Regions from separate parts of the Mus musculus genome. Here region 1 is linked to region 2. A link is a loop called in an ENCODE intact Hi-C map of the cell type or tissue named here. Cell type or tissue: heart. All regions are shown on one strand. Each heading gives the region's core, and the rest is flanking DNA. Links, peaks and the distances in the headings are about the cores only. Region 1 holds the start of Dmxl2 (Dmx-like 2). Region 2 holds the start of Idh3a (isocitrate dehydrogenase 3 (NAD+) alpha).

What was found. Hi-C counts contacts between places; a loop is a spot of excess contacts. Peaks named below come from ENCODE experiments on the same cell type or tissue, not always from the same donor. Only the 100,000 strongest peaks of a DNase experiment are listed, where the experiment ranks them.
Region 1: it touches region 2 in a loop (5-fold over the local background); 6 of 42 quality-filtered maps call a loop at or near these places.

Annotation. Positions count from the first base shown.
Region 1 is chr9:54,498,992-54,504,367 of GRCm38, reverse strand. It overlaps Dmxl2 (Dmx-like 2), which reads left to right and starts at 2,742. Exons shown (of 44, transcript NM_172771.2): 1 at 2,742-3,017. The coding sequence starts at 2,931. In heart, for the core only: no CTCF peak of the experiment used is centred there; a DNase peak (open chromatin) is centred at 2,467; H3K4me3 peaks cover 2,907 bases; H3K27ac peaks cover 1,469 bases; H3K27me3 peaks cover 964 bases.
Region 2 is chr9:54,584,214-54,589,589 of GRCm38, reverse strand. It overlaps Idh3a (isocitrate dehydrogenase 3 (NAD+) alpha), which reads right to left and starts at 3,079. Exons shown (of 11, transcript NM_029573.2): 1 at 3,047-3,079. The coding sequence starts at 3,073. In heart, for the core only: no CTCF peak of the experiment used is centred there; DNase peaks (open chromatin) are centred at 2,729 and 3,189; H3K4me3 peaks cover 3,073 bases; H3K27ac peaks cover 1,913 bases.

The sequences.
Region 1 (5,376 bases), core at 192-5,191, 85 kb after region 2:
AGGAACATCTCTAGTATTTATTTTCATGTTTATTTATGCACAACATGGAACTTCATTGGTCATGATAACTTTTGTTTTGCTCTCTGTTATATCTTTAATGTGTTTCTTTTTAGTCACATAGCTTTCTATTTTTTATTCATGGCCAGCTGTTTATCACTAAATATACAGAATCAATGATTTCCCAGAATTCAGTAAATTGCATGTAGCGTCAAAAGATAGAAATAAAAAGATAGAAATGGGGCTGGAGAGATGGCTCAGCAGTTAAGAGCACCAACTGCTTTTCCGAAGGTCATGAGCTCAAATCCCAGCAACCACATGGTGGCTTACAACCTTCCATAATGAGATCTGATGCCCTCTTCTGGGGTGTCTGAAGACAGCTACAGTGAGTAAGAGGGGCTGGGCCAGAGCGAGAAGAAAAAATGTCTGAAGAAAACATCTACAGTGTCATTACATATAGTAAATAAATAAATCTTTAAAAAAAATAAAATGAGATTTACAAAAGAGATAGAAATGACAACAAATTTAGTATGAGGATTTGGTTTTTTGAGACAGGATCTGGGTATGTATTCTAGGTTGGCCTTGAATTTAAAGTATTGCTACTGCCTCAGGCTCTGTAATTCTGGGAATTATAGGTATGTGCTACCATGCCTGGCTGGATGCTGTTATTTAGCTTTTACTCTTATATGTCAATAAAGTTCTACAATCCTAGTACTAGGGAAAATTAAATACTGACCTTAACTTGAAATGTCTATGGAATCTAGTAAACAAACACACAGCATAGACAAACATATTATTGGGGGTGGGTTATGAGTGTCACAAAGGAGGAAGCCATAAGGTATTTGGAGATAGTCATGGTGTCTCAGATCAGCAAGGGGAGGAAGGCATTACAGAGAGTACAAAGAACATGAGTCAAGTCAGGGAAGAACAAAAAAAACCCTAGAATGCTCTGAAGAACGGCATTGATTCAGGGGGGCTGGAAACTAGTGGGTAATAGAACAGCCTGAGCTAAAACAGGGAGATTAGGCAAAACTAGATTGAATGGATTGTCAAACAAGTTGAGGAATGTGGACTTTTAACTTCTAGGGAAAGGGAGCAACTACAGATTAAAATGGTTTCTCCGGGGCTGATGGCGTAGCTCAGTGACAGAGGGCTTACCTAGCTGGGGCCAGGTCCTGGCTTCGCTTCCCAGTACGCCCTAAACCAAACAGAGACTGTTTCTCTGGATGGATTGGAGAGAGAATGTACTGAAGACAGCACATGGGCGGCAACTAGGGTAGTTAAGCGAGAAGCCGTGAAGGCGGAGCCACAGGTAGAGGGCTGGGGAGCCGGTGAGGTGCATGGATTGTGAAGAGAAATGGATGGGTGGAGGTGGGGAGTGACTCCCCCCCTCCCCGAGATCTTAGCCTGGGGGTTTATGCCACTATAGATGAAAAGGGATATGCCTTAGGTCGCTGGGAATTAGTTGATTACTGATGCTGCTTTCCCGGAACAGTAAACATGCGGAATCTGCCTCCATTCTCCACCCTCGGCACATTCACCTGATTATACATTTCAGCTGAGAAGTAGCAGATAGCCTTTAGGACAGGCAGAACAAAATCTGGGCTTCTCAGTGGATTCAGTGTCTCGAAAGCCCTGGACATAGAGCCCCCCTGGGTGCGTGTATTTCTTGTTAACTATCATATCTTTCCCCTAACTGATATACCTGCCTCAAGCATTGAACTTAGTGTCTCCCCCGTACATTTTACTTTCTAGCTCTCCTAATTTCTTTATTATAATGCTTTATTCCTAGTTGCTCCTAGCCTGTCAAAATTGAATCCAGGGACTCATTACTCTATGTCCTCAGAGAGATCCTTCCAGCCCCCTAGTTAACATATTGTAACCTCATCGATTTTTGTATCTTTTGTAAGCCTTGTGCGTGTTTGGTCTTAAATTTTCCTCGTTAACCTTTGTTCCGTGCCGCGGTTTCTTTTCTACAACCTGAGCTAAAAATCGCAAAGAATTGACCCGGTGTGTGTGTGTGTGTGTGTGTGTGTGTGTGTGTGTGTGTGTGTAGTGGGGGCAGGGATCTGATTTCAAATTAGCAGACAGCCTGGAAAAGCAGGCGATTCTGCGACTTCATGACATCATACCCTGGGGGAAAAACACTTTTAGATAGAGGGATCACCGGTCTCTAGGGGGACGTGTGAGAAAAAGTGTGAGCACAACAATTTGCTGTCGGGGGAGTTCAGCATCCCTTAAAGGCTGTAAGATGCTGCATACTTTAAAGTAGACAGAAGGACCTTAAGATCATGGGATTGCCCAGTGATGGTAGTGTCCTTCCCCTGAGGTCAGCGGTACTGACCAGCACGCGCTGTCCTCGAGAGACGCTTAAACACTTAGCAAAACAGGCCGGCCCCCTGGCCCCGCCCCTGGAGGTCTGGGCCCCGGGCTCCCAGGGAACTCCCGCAGGTCTGCGCGCGCAACCGGCACAGAGGGTCCGCGCGTCGCGGCGCGCGCAGTTGTCCTGGAGACGGTGGCGCGCGCACGCGCACGCGCGGCGCCGAGAGCGTGGCTTCCCGTGTGAGCGCGTTCTTTTGCCTGCGCGCCGCGTCCCCGCGCCGGGCGCGCGCCGGCCTCTCCCTGGCGCGCGGCGTGACGGCCTCGCACGCGCCCCGCTTGCGCGCTCTCCGGCGCCGCCCCCGCCTCGCACGCGCCGCGGCCCTGCGCCCGCACTGTGCGCCGGTGCGGCAGGCCGTGGGAGCATCCGGGCATTTCCGCAGCCGAGCGGCGGTCGGGCTGCGGCGGCCGGAGCCTCTCATGGCCGGGCGGCGGCCGGCAGACGACAGGCGAGCGGGGCGCTGAGTCCCGAGGACGCACAGGAAGAGCGGCTGCGGCCGGGCGCGGGACTCGTCCTCCTCTGGCGCAGAGCTCATTCCAGCCGGAATCCCGAGATGCATCTGCATCAGGTCCTCACCGGGGCTGTCAACCCTGGGGACAACTGCTATTCGGTGGGCAGCGTCGGGGACGTCCCCTTCACGGTGAGCAGAGCTGGGGCCTCCCGTAGGGCCGTGAGCGACGAGCCCACCCACGCCCCCTGGGCTCTGGGCTTGGGCGGGGGTAGGGGAAGGATGAGGAATCACCGCCCTCGTCCGCCCGCCCGCCCGCCCGGTGAGTGCGCGGGTGGCGGGGATGGAAGGTTCGGGGCAGCCCCGGGGTCTGCGGTGCCGGGAGGGAGGTGTTGGCAGCGGCCGAAGCCCGGGGCGGCTTCCACCTGCTCCTGGCTGGCAGCGAACGGTCTTGGTCTCAGGGTATGGAGGCGGTGCTGCTCCCTGGCCTCCCGAGCTGCCTGCGGCTTTAAACGCGCCCTCTGTATCTCCCTAGGTAGAATTTTAGCATACGGGAATAGAAAAATCCGCTCTCTCCCTGAAAGAGTTAGAATGGAAGTCACCTTTTCATGAGTGGCCTGTCTTATCTAGCTCAGGGTTCCGTTTCGGTAATCCTTTCAGGTATTAACTTAATCTTTGCAAGCTAGTTTTTTTTTTTTTAATTTTTTTAAAGCCTGAAGCAGTGTTACATTTTAAGACTTTCCTTGGGCGTGTGATAAAAATGTATGTAAACATAGCGTTTTGGAAACCAGCACCTCCCTACACGACATAGTCAGTTTCTCAGCCAGATGGGTGGGATTCATCAATCCTTTTTTGAGAAAAGGCTGATAAAATCAAGCTCTCCCAGAGATTATTTTGTAAGATTCACACGGATTAATAATGTTTTTTATATTAAGTATATACATGGTCCTTCTTAGAAGGAATTGTATTAGTGAGACCTCTATTAAGTACATATTGATAATCATTATGCTTAATTAAATTGGATATTGCTTAGTAATATGCTTTTTAGACAACGGGAACCATTTGATTTGATGTCTACAGCAGCATGTTTGTAAAACTGCAGGAAAAATTACAGCAAAACTGCAGAATCATTATGTAGCACTGCATTCTGGAACACTTTATCTGTTTTTAATGTTTTGTGATTCATTTAAAAAAAAAAACCTCAACAAGGTTGCTTCTTGGCCTTAATAATTTTAAGATGTAGTCAGCTCAGGTTTGTTCTAGTTTTGAAAGAATACTTTTAAAAATAGGGTTGTTTGACATATTATTCTTTCACTAATCAGTGGTGCTGAGTTTGCTACACATGTGACTTAAAACATCAGTCTAGGGCCCTGTGACATGGCTTGCTGGATAAAGGTGCTTACTACCAAACCTAGAGACTTGAATTCAACCCCCTCATGACTCACATGGTGGAAGGAGAGGACAAACTCATGCCAGGTTGCCCTCTGACCTCCATATGCTTACTGTGTATTCAGGGTTGCCCCTCCCCCACAATGAAAATCGTTAAAAAAAAATACCAGCCCAATAATATTAACATAGGCTGGAGCTTGGTCTTTAAGTGTGTGGAGGCTGTTTGGAGAATAGAGAGAGAAAACACACACACACACACACACACACACACACACACATAACCTTTGTGTCTTTCAGGAAAGGAGGAGGACCTACCGTAGGATCATAAGAGAGTTTCCTTCAAGAAATAAATCTGGATTTTCGATTATGGAGATTTCCCCTTGTGGGGTGCTGGTAGTTTACCGGGTTCATCTAAAAGTGAGGCACTAGCTGGGTGTGGTGGCACACACACCTGTAGTACTTAGGTGGTAGAGGTATGAATCTATGCTTAAGATAAACGAAACAACACCAAAAAATAGTGTTTCTCTTAGCTCCCGGCAGAGCTGGTTTACAGAGTTAAACTAGATTCTGCCTGGAAAGGCCAGTCAGTGTAAGAACCATCAGTGCTTTGCAGGTGCGGGCAGGCCACAGGCCATCTGTGGCCATAGTTCCCATTTGAATTTATTCTGTCACCGAGTCTGATTGTGTAATGCCTACCAGATTCACCCCTTTCAGTGTCTGTACTCGCCACCTTGTGTTAGTGTGGAAGCTTCCAAATGGGATGGATGCCTTCCACTCATCCCAGCCATTCATTGCTTCTCATAGCTGCTAGGGGGGTGGGTTTGTTTGTTTGTTTTTTTGTTTTTGCACTATTCCATCACGCCCCTTCCCCAGGAATATATAGTCTCTCCTGGGAGCCACATAAAGAATCATTGTCAGATATCCTACTACTTACTGTCTTTCATTTTGACTCTTTTCCTCACATTGATCCCTCTGTGTCATAGTGATCTAACCAAAGCCCATATCTTAAAATATTTATTTTGTTTTAAATTATGTGTATGTGTGTATGCTAGTGTGTGGGTCCTTGCAGGTGAGTACAGGTGCCCTTAGAGGCTGGAGGGGTCAGATCCGCTGGAGTGAAGTTATAAGGGGTTGTGAGCCACCTGGCATGGATGCTGGTCAC
Region 2 (5,376 bases), core at 195-5,194:
ATGTGAAAGTCAGAAGTCCACACCAGGTGTCCTCCTCTCTTAGTTTTTGAGACAGGGGAGCTCACCAACTTAAGAAGATGTGGCCAGGGAGCTCCAAGGAGCCTCCTGCCTCAGCCTCATTAATGCTGGAATTACAGGCATGTGCCACCACCCAATTTTTTGCAGGTGCAGGAAATGTGAATTCAGGGCATCACACTTGTAGGACAAGCACTTTACAGACTGAGCCAATTCCCCAATCTCAGCACTAAAGATTTTGAAATCTTTTGATATTTTTGAAATTGAGTTTATATATGGAAGATCTGTGAACAGAGTCTATGCTTTTTGTTTTGGGGTAACAAAACGGGGAGTGCAAGTGAGCTTATAAACCAATGCATGGTTTCTCAAGTTCCAGGGAAGCCAGTGTACATACTGAACAGAGGAGAGCCTGGTGTGGTAGTATAGCAGGGAATTCTCTGAGTTCTAGGCCAGCCAAGGCTACACAGGGAAACCGTCTTAAAAAACAAAAAAAACCAAAACAAAACCTCAAGCCTGCTGTACTGGTCTTCAGAGTGAGTTTAAGGTCAACCTGGGTAATGTATTGAGATTAGATCTTACAATTAAAAACGGAGGGAAAGAAAGGTGCTGAGGAGGTAGCTCAGTGGTAGAGTACCCCTGTCACCAGGCTTAAGGCCCAGCACTACAATAGTAATTAAGCATCCCAAGACATGCAAGCCATTTATGATTTGTCTGCTACTGTGTCTACAGTGCCTGGTACAAGCCAGGCCATCCTCAATCCTGCCTGTAGCTGAGGGTTCCCATCCCAGCTTCCATGCCTGCAATGGCTGTCTTCTAACAGCTGGGATTTCCCACATTTTCATCTCTCCTCTATGTTCTTGGACTGAAATAATGCACTGACAAAGTCCATCCAGAGAGAAGTTCACATGACACACTGTCTTTCACCTTATACTATACTTGTGAATCATTTTACTCCTGTAATTCCCAAGGAGACGCGTTTTCAGGCAAGAGGACCTAGCCTTACCTTCCCGACCTTGATTTCAGGCCCTGGATCACCTTAACCCTGTGGCTCCTCGCTTCCTTTTTACCTTCATATTCCAACCCAAACCAAGAGATACTGTGTAGGAAGTAAGCCAGGCTCATCATTGTCTTTGGAGCCTTGAAAACCTCTAAAACCTTCACTTTCTCACTGGGAAAGCACCTATGATCTGCAAATGACCCTTTTTAAAAAAAAAAAGAAAAAGAAACAAATAAAACTTTAACGGACACTGGGTGTGGTGGCTCATAACTCTAATTCCAGAACTTGGAAGGTGGTGGAAGTAGGAAGATCAGGTCAGCCTTACCTATAGCGTCAGCTAGACTAGTGGAGACACTGTCTTCAAACAAAACAAAGCCCTGCCTGAAAGGAAGCCCAGTACTATAAAAATCCAAATACCATTTGGTACTTCAGCACGAGTTAACCTCGGGAGCCCCTTCTTAAGCCCTAATCCCTTGAGAGAGACTGAACCAAAGCCTGGGCCACTCTGCCAAAGGTCACACAGGCAATCAAGTCCCAGGGGAGCATCTTCTGACCCTATGGCCAATAAGTTCTGAACTCTTGTGGATTTCTTACAGGGCTAAAGGAAAAAGCAATTTTCCAGGACGCTCTTTACTACTTAGCCTTATTTAGTCCCCCAAGGCTGACTACACCTAGCAACATGAATCAGGTAGAGTGTGTAAGCCCAGACATTAAAGGACTGACTTGTTGCTACACCTTTAAAACCAAATGTGACCTAACAGCATCTCAAGCAAAAGTGGGTCTGAACATAGTGACAACGTAGATTCTAGTCACCAAACAAAAAAGCCTAGTTACTGATGTCCCAGAATCACTGTCTGCTTGATCACTGCCAAGACAGATACATCGATAGCTAGGAAAGCTTCAGGCTTTCATGTCCTTCTACATGGAATAGGTGCTTTCATGCAGAAATACCTGTGACACAAGCACATGTATCTTACAGGTGGGTTCGCAGATGTTAAATAGTTTGCAGAGGATACACAATTGGCCAATGGCTTTGTCAGGATTTAAAATTAAGAACCCCTAAATTGAATTATTAATAAACAATAGTGCATCTCCAAACCTCTCTTTAAAGGAGAAGGGCAATACAAATTTCATTTAAAAATCTGCATTGCTTATAGCAGACTTCTAGAGAGCCACCCACGACGGCATCAGATGACCTACGGCCTGGTCAGTACTATATCCATAATTAGCTAAGTGACCTTGGCCACCGGAGAGACAGAAAATCAAAATACCTCGGGTTTCTCTCAAAGATGACAATGACCTCCTGTATGACCTTGAGCAAATTTGTCTTCGAGGGCAGGTCAGCTCCACCAGGAAACGAAAAGACTGCATATGTAACCTGAAGCGCCTTCCAGCTCTAGTACCTGAACTATCAGGGAGAACTAGAGAGTCCCAGATCGCTGGGTCCCAACAACTGAAGGTGAAAGGACGATGATGCGATCTCCCTGAACGTTCAGAGTATAACTCCAAGGAGCACGATGCCCTGCGTCCTCTGAAGGAGGAATACCTACCAGGGCACCAGGCATCAGACTAGGAAGAGTTCCAAGAGAGAGAAAAATCTGGCTGGCCTAACGGCCCGGGATTCCCTCACCTCGAAAACCCTCTTGCGCCCAGCGTTTACCCGGTCAAAGGCTGAGGGATCAGGGAGGGGCGACCTGGGCATGCTGCCCGGAGACCCGCAGGTGACAGGGCCGCGGGGCCTAGGTGGCCTGTCTGTGACCCTCAAGGGCTCCGGGGGAGGCCTGTGCACCTATCCTGGAGGACACTGGTGGGGACACCCGGAGCAGTACTGGCCGCCTTGACCTTGACGCCGTCCCCGCCCGGCGCGGCTGTCCCGGCTCAGGGCTAGCCACGCACGGCGTGCCGGCCACATTCCCCGAAACACTGCCCGCGGGCCATGAGCCGCCTCCGCGCGCTCGCCTCCGCCATCCATCAGGCGGGATCACAGCCTACTCTCCCTGCTCGCCCTCGAGCTTGCTGCCCTGTAGCGCTCACCTTGGACACCCACGCGGACCCGGCCATCGCGTCCACTTCCCTCACCGCGGCGACAGCGGCAACACCAGGGCGCATGCGCATAGCCCTCTTCCCAAGCCCGCCCCTCACGGCCCCGCCCCGAGGCTCCGTGTGGCCCCGCCCCTAGCTCGGGTCTCTCGATCGCTCACCGCCCCGCTCCGGACCCCGCTGCACAGCTGCCGCTAGCTGACCAATCACCGCCTTCATCTTTTGATGACGCGCGGAGCGGGCCCAGCTGCGACCCGGAAGCCTCCTCCCCTTCCTCCCGCTTCATTCATTGAAAAGCTGTTTGGATGAGTTTTTTGTTTCCGACCTATTAGGGGACCAATCAGCCTTCTTTATTTGGGGGATTGTGCGCCCCTTAAAACTTTGCGGTCCCACTGGGACAAATATCTTGCTTATTTTCAAACATTGTTTTGTTTTGTTTCATTTCTTAAGACAGTATCATGGAGCTTCAAACTGATTATGTAGCTGAGGCTGGGTTTGAACCCCGGACTGCCAGGGGTTCCTCTTTTCTTGCCTCTATCTCCCAGGTACAGGGACTGTAGGCATGCACCACCTCGCCTAACTTGATTCTTACATTTTTTTTTAAATTTTCATTTTTTTGTTTTGTTTTTTGAGACAGGGTTCTTCTGCATAGCCTCAGCTACCCTGAAACTCACTCGCTAGACCAGGCTGGCCTCAAACCTACAGAGATCTGGCCTCTGCCTCCCGAGTTCTGGGATTAAAGGCGTGTTCCACCATCATCTGGCTAATTTTTATTTTTTTTTAATAGCTTTACTGAATAAAAAGCATTTATTAGTCTGCAGAGGACCCGGATTCAGTTCCCAGCACCCTCATGATGGCTCACAAATGTCTGTAACTCCAGATGTAGAGGATCCAGTACCTTCTTCAGGCCTCACAGGGCACCAGATACCAATATGGCACAGGCACCTACATGCAGACAAAACACTCATATACATAAAATAGACAAATCTTTTAAAAAGTACTTGATGTAAATGTACAATCTGAAGTTTTTAGCAAATGTAAGTGTTTTCATAAAATAAATTCAGAAAACACAGCTCTTGGGCTGGGGAGATGGCCCAGTGGGTTAGGTGCTTGTTTCAAAAGCATGAGGACCTGAATTCAATACCCAGTACCCATGTAAAGAGTCAGGAAAGAGTGAGCATCTATAACCCCAGCAATGAAAATCCAGAGCTAGGTGAATCCTGCTGCCATTGCCAGACAGCCTAGCTGATATGATGAGCCCCAGGTTGTTTAGTGAGTGGGAGACCTGTCTCAAAAGCTAAGGTAAGGATACCTACCATGAAGCCATGAAGCACTCAAGCACTCAAGCGCTCTCTCTCTCTCTCCCTCCCTCTCTCTCTCTCTCTCTCTCTCTCTCTCTCTCTCTCTCTCTCTCTCTCCCCCCCACACACACACACCACACTCACATTCTCCATTTACACACTATAACTCTTACTTCAAAAAGAGTAAGAGGGGGTTTAGTCTGACCAAATATAAGTAACTAAGGCCAGGAAACACAGGTTTAGATTACCCCAGTTTCTATGTTTCAACGTGGTAAACAAAAACAAAAACCATGTTGAGGACAAATCAGAGTTTGCAGACTGGCAGTGATGGCCCATGCCTTTAATCCTATCTCTCAGGAGGCAGAGGCAGTTGGATCTGAGTTAGAGACCAACCTGGCCTACAAAGCTAGTTTCAGGACAGCCAGGGCTACACAAAGAAACTTTGTTGCAGGATATTTGATCACACTGTGAACTCTAAGACTGTGTTGTTTACTTGGAAAACCATTTTCTAGTTGTGGTGTGGCTCAGCCTTAGCACACACCATTAATCCCTCAAGCTGGAATACAGAAATGACTTATTACTTCCTTTAATTCCAAATAATGAATGAAGATGAAGTTAGTTTGCAGAAGGAAACACCCATGATTGAAAGTGATGTCTGGGGCTGGTGAGATGGCTCAGTGGGTAAGAGCACCCGACTGCTCTTCCGAAGGTCCAGAGTTCAAATCCCAGCAACCACATGGTGGCTCACAACCATCCCCAACAAGATCTGACTCCCTCTTCTGGTGTGTCTGAAGACAGCTTCAGTGTACTTACATATAATAATAAATAAATCTTTAAAAAAAAAAAAGAAAGTGATGTCTACTGAGTGGCAAAGTGCTGAGTCAGAGAAAGATTTGACAGAATAGGATCTCCCCAACTCTCACGAGAATACGAGAATAGAGAGGAAAGGGAAGCTATGGGGGTGCAGGGGACAGTGCAGAGGGAGAGAGGAGACAGTTTTACCCAGAAAGTTTTGTAGAGACA